2 separate regions of the Homo sapiens genome follow, and region 1 is linked to region 2. A link is a loop called in an ENCODE intact Hi-C map of the cell type or tissue named here. Cell type or tissue: endothelial cell of umbilical vein. All regions are shown on one strand. Links, peaks and the distances in the headings refer to the core of each region. The heading gives the core; the rest is flanking DNA. Region 1 holds the start of TRX-CAT1-7 (tRNA-iMet (anticodon CAT) 1-7). Region 2 holds the start of ZSCAN16-AS1 (ZSCAN16 antisense RNA 1).

The links. Peaks named below come from ENCODE experiments on the same cell type or tissue, not always from the same donor. Only the 100,000 strongest peaks of a DNase experiment are listed, where the experiment ranks them.
Region 1: it touches region 2 in a loop (6-fold over the local background); 13 of 110 quality-filtered maps call a loop at or near these places.

The regions. Positions count from the first base shown.
Region 1 is chr6:27,901,694-27,904,506 of GRCh38, forward strand. It overlaps TRX-CAT1-7 (tRNA-iMet (anticodon CAT) 1-7), which reads right to left and starts at 871; the gene lies at 800-871. It overlaps TRG-GCC2-3 (tRNA-Gly (anticodon GCC) 2-3), which reads right to left and starts at 1,285; the gene lies at 1,215-1,285. RefSeq lists cis regulatory regions at 153-411, 637-1,709. In endothelial cell of umbilical vein, for the core only: no CTCF peak of the experiment used is centred there; a DNase peak (open chromatin) is centred at 1,268; H3K4me3 peaks cover 1,124 bases; H3K27ac peaks cover 701 bases.
Region 2 is chr6:28,135,626-28,138,438 of GRCh38, forward strand. It overlaps ZSCAN16-AS1 (ZSCAN16 antisense RNA 1), which reads right to left and starts at 1,691. Exons shown (of 2, transcript NR_103456.1): 1 at 1,120-1,691. RefSeq lists an enhancer at 1,862-2,051. In endothelial cell of umbilical vein, for the core only: no CTCF peak of the experiment used is centred there; DNase peaks (open chromatin) are centred at 1,236 and 1,706; H3K4me3 peaks cover 1,768 bases; H3K27ac peaks cover 1,755 bases.

The DNA of each region.
Region 1 (2,813 bases), core at 76-2,575, 230 kb before region 2:
CTTGTAAATTTACTTCCCATGAGAGAGAAAATACTAAATCAATAAAGACACAATATGCTGCATAGTAATAAGTGCTAAGGAAGAAAACAGACTAGGAGCAAGACATTTTTTGGAAGAGTTGTTATTCAAAATAACTTCACGGTCTGGCGAGAGGGTTCACGCCTATAATCCCAATACTTTGGGAGGCCAGGGCAGGATAATCATCTGAGCGCAGGAGTTTGAGACCAGACTGGGCAAAAAAAGTGAGACACCTTCCTCCCACCCCACATCTCTCCAAAAAAAAAAAAAAGAAAAAAATTCAGCTGGGCTAGGTGGGGAGCACCGGTAGCTCCAGCTACTCAGAAGGCTGCTTAAGCCCACAAGTTCGAAGTTGCAGTGAGCTATGATCGCACCACTTGCACTCCAGCCTGAGTGACAGAGTGAGGCCCCGTCTCAAATAAAATATAAAATATAATATAATATAAAATAATAAAAATAAAATAAATACTTCCAGTTCTCTTTAACTGAATCTCTAAAAATTAGCTACCTGTAAACTTGGAACTCTAAACTAAATTATAGTTTACAAACTGGTAGTATGCTGAGGTGGAGATATTTCAGCTCATGGACTTAGTATCAATTCCTGCTCTTTAAGATGGGGTACCTCTAATTTCTTAACTGAAAGCTGCTTCCTGATTTTCTCCTCAAAGGCATGTGAATACTTCCATTTGCTGTCACTTTTCCTTTGAGTGAGCTGGCAAGGGAAGGAAGGTTGGTGAGAGTAAGTCGTAAGTATCTTTTTAGAAAAAGAAAAAAAAAAAAATAGCAGAGGATGGTTTCGATCCATCGACCTCTGGGTTATGGGCCCAGCACGCTTCCGCTGCGCCACTCTGCTCTATACGGTAGTGATATTTGCAGTGAATTCTTTATGATGTTTTCCTCAAAACTTGGTGGGGATTCTGGTTTTTTGGTATGGTTAAACAAATCTGATTTCCACACCCCACCAAGGGCCACTAGTTCTATTTATGCTGCAAACATGAGGATGAGTTCAGCGTGTATTGGTATCAAACATTATGAAAGCAAAAAAAACCCTCGATGTTTCTGTAAGAAAACAGCATGTCGCTGGCCTGCCTGCTTTATCATGTAGTCAAAATGTAAGGGTAAGGCAAAAAAGGCATAGGGAAAATATCCACCTTCTGAAATAGAATACGTAGTTTTCAAGAATAAAACGTCATCGTTGCATTGGCCGGGAATCGAACCCGGGCCTCCCGCGTGGCAGGCGAGAATTCTACCACTGAACCACCAATGCCTCGCGTACAAAAGAAGCCTTGTCGTCTCTAGGAAGGCTTTGTCGTCTTTCAGGAATCCAACTAATACCATAGGCTGTGTTTTCAAAAAGATATTTAGGTGGCTTTCCGTTCTTATTGAATAGAGCCTCTTAATAGAGCCTTCTTCCCTTCTTTTCAGGAAGAAAAAAATCCCTTTCACTGTAACTTCAAAGCGTCTCCTGCAACACTGGAGGCTGGCCCACGTGTGGGCGGCCCGGCTCCCGCACGGTCTCTGCGGCGAGGTTGGACTGCTCTGGCTGGGCCAGCACCTCCGCCCCGCGGGTCGCGGGCGCCTGCTCTGACTATATATAATAATATAGCCAATTCTTTTGATTAATATTATTGTGGCTACCTTTTCCAACCTTTTACTATTTACTTATGTGTGTCATTATATATACATTTATATACACATACACACACACATATGTATTTTATTTTATTTTATTTTATATATTTTTTGAAACAGAGTCTCCCTCTGTCACCCAGGCTGGAGTGCAGTAGCACGTTTCATGGCTCACTGCAACCTCCGCCTCCCGGGTTCAAGCGATTCTAGTGCCTCAGCCTTCCAAGTAGCTGGGATTACAGGTGTGCTGCTACCGTGTCCTGCTAATTTTCATATTTTTAGTAGAGACGGAGTTTCCCCATGTTGGCCAGGCTGGTCTCAAACTCCAGACCTCAAGTGATCCACCCACCTCAGCCTCCCAAAGTGCTGGGATTACAGGCGTGAGCCACCATGCCCGGCGAATGTCCTTATATTTAAAGCACCTTTCTTATAGACAGCATATAGTGGGCCTTGCTTTTTTATCAGTCTGATGATCCGTGTCTTTTTGTTGGAGCATAATGTGGGACACATTTTGGTACTGGAAATGATGTTTAAAGAAAAAACCTGTGACATATTTATGGGAATATGATTGTTACTCAATGTAAATAATTTAGAAAAGTAAAATACGATAAATATGACAGTGTATTTTGTGTCTATATTTAAATTATACACAGAGAGACAGACGGTATTATCTTCCTAATAATTCCACTATCCATATGGTGCTAATACTTATGCACCTTTTAAAAAACTATATCGATCTCTTATATCTGCAAAAAAGATTTTATTTTTTCACCAATTTTTGCCCTGTGGTCAACTCAGTGTATGTACTGAAAAATGATATAATCTATGTGTTTGTTGTTTTAAACAGGAAAATGTATACAGTTTACAAATTCTCATGATAGATAGTAATTATACTACAAGTAGGAATAAAGTTGGATTCCTGCTAATTTCCTTAAGAATCTAAAATTTAAAAAATCTGATCCTTCAAAAGTAAATTTTATGCTCTTTTCTTTGGAAGATGATGGACTATATAGCCCTAAGTGATACAGATGATGCAGTACCATGAATGATGGCCCTTCCCAAAAGATATGTCTACGTGATAATCACTGGAATCTGCAAATGTTACCTTATATGGAGAAAGATGTGATTAAGAATCTTGGGAGGAGGGATTTATTCTAGATTATCTG
Region 2 (2,813 bases), core at 184-2,683:
TAGAAGGGAGGAACATAATCCAATGTTTGTTTAGAAAAGATCATTCTGGCTCCTTAAAGAGGCAAGAATGAGAAAAGAGCAGAAGTAAGGAAATCAGTCCAGAGGCTACTGTAGTAACCCAAGTGAAAGAAGGTAGTGGCATGGACCATGGGTTCACAGTGGATATAAAGAGAAACAAACAGACTTAACGTACATTTTGGAGATGAAAATATAATCTTGCTCATTGTTGTAGATTCCTAAATTCTGCTTGAAAAGATGTTTCTGTATTAGGTTAAACAAATGAAATCCCTGTTTTTGTGGGTCAAAATGGTTAAATACCAGAAATGTAAAATGATTTAACCTAATAGAAACAAATAACGACAGAGAAGAATCAGAGGAATGATACAGGAGAAGGGACGTTGAAATGGGGCTTATTTATTAAAATGAAAATTTTTATTGTTCTCCTTAAATCTCTGTGGAAGCCACCCTTATCAAAAAAAAAAAAAAAAACCCTTTGTTGAAAGGCAAATTGCCAACAAACCCGATGAGATTCAGAACACTGCTGCAATAACATATCTCTGTAGAAACTTATACTTCCATCTGGATAGCAAATTTCCTAAGCTGATAAAACCAGGTTATCAATGAAAGGCCAGAGTACAGAATTTAAAGGAAGAATGCCTGGGTATGAATCTTTGTTCTGCCAGTTACTAGTTATATGACCTTGGCTAATACATTTTTCTCTCTGTGCCTCAGGTTCCCCATCTGTAAAACAGTATTATAATGATATCTACCTCATAAAGTAGGAATTAAATGAGTGACCAAATGTGAAGGGTTTAGAACAGTGGCTGGCCCATAATGTTAAAGTCTTAGCCCCTAACAGCGCACTTAGATCTTTTTGTTAGCATTAAATTCAGCATTTTCTTCCTATCAAAGCTGCTTAAATCAGTTAACTGGCATTTGATCTTCGTGGGCTCATTGTATTGTTGCTGTTGTGTATCTTTTTAAATAATACTCGTAATCTTAACAATTAGCATAATTTTGAACCGCTCCCTAATACCTAACCCCAATCCCAAACCGGACGGTCGAGCCTATCCACCGGCAGAGAACACCACCCAATCTCGCCCTCACTCTGACACTCACCGGCCAGACCTTTTCTTCCGTCCGTTTTCTGCCTCTGGCCCAGGGCCCAGCTCACGTAGCGTTTTCGGGGGCTGTTTGGGAACCGTTAGCAACCGGAAGTGGCTAGAGGTCGCGAGAGAACTGAAAAAGGGGACCGGCCTTTCCCGGCTGCCTAAGCACTTGGGTTCCGGCCTGGAAGGAGGCCCAGGGCTCCCACAAAGAGAAATAAGGGACCTATTTGGATGGATCCCAAGAAACACTGTCTGGCATCTGATTTGAACGAGGCTCGGCGCAGCCGGGCCCTTTTCGCAAAGTAGGCCCACTGCAGACCTGTGGGAACCTCCGGGATGCCTGGGGACCCGCATCTGCCGCTACCCGCAATTTCCTATCCCGACCCTCTCTGCAGTTGTCGACCCCGGCCGGCGGCTTTGAGCGTGGGGTCCCGCAGACCCTGGCACCTAGGGGGCCGAAGCCGAGGGATCTTGGGGTAGAAGAGCGGTCCTACAGAGCTGCCGCTTCGAAAGAGCCCCCAATCGACCGCTGATGGGGAATGGAGGATTTTGCTGTTTTATTGCAGCCCGCCCCCGGAGAAAGGCGGGCTCGGACGTTCTTGACTTTAGGATAGACTGGGGAGGGGTGCCGAGGAGCGTTCTTCCCTTTACGTCTCGCGGTCGCAGACTGTATTTGCTGGTGCCCTGCTCACTGTGATCTCGCAGGACCTTGCGGACTTACGGAGACGAAAAGTGGCCTACTTTGAGCTTCTCTGATCCTTAGGGGAAATGAGTGTCCAAAGAGAAATAGGTGCAGAGTGCCGGCACTAGAATTCTTTAAACCTGGATTCAAATTCTGACTCCACCACTCTCCAGTTAGGACTGAGGGCAATTTATTTTTAACTTCTCCAAGCCTCTGTTTACTCGTTTATGTAACTCAGGCTAATAACGTAGTGTCTATTTCATAGGGTGGCTTTGACTATTAAGTGTGAGAGTGCATGTAAGAACAGTCTAAGGGAATTTCCCTGCCTTTCCCCTTGTCTGCTGTCACTCTCATCCGTGTTAGACAAATGGAATTAATTAACCAACTTCCGCTTTTCTGAAGCACGGGTAAAGAGTGAAGTGCAGGACTTGGGTAAAGGAAAAACCAAGAAGGATGCAAAAGATGGATGGTCATTGTGAGATCCACAGAGGTGCTCATCCCAGCACTTTCACCTCACTTGGCATCTGTCACATGGTGGGTGCTTGATAAGTACATGGGTGAATGAGGACCTACCTAAGCAGAAGGAATTATTGAATAAGACTAGAATTGCAGGGAGAGGATGAATCAGATTGATTAGCTACTTGACAAAAAAAGGCAAACCACTCTTCCTGTCAGAAATGTATGGCACATCTGCATATTTCAAGGGCTGCCACTTACTGCAACTGGGAAGGAGATCTCAGAACCGACACCTCAACTATGGAAGCTTTAATCTATTGACAGCAAATGCAACATAGCAAGTAATATAAGACAGAATGTGATCAGTGCAAAATCGAATAATAAAGTCTTGAGAGGGGGTTATTAGAATAATAGACGAGTGTTTAGATTGAGTAGTGAGCAATGAGATAAGTCCTTTGACTTGGGGGTACAGGGGAATTATGACCAGGGGTATGGGATAGGGAGAAGGTCATTCTGGAAGGCAATAAAAGGCAGACAGGACGCTAGTGGTAGAAAAAAAGGAAAAC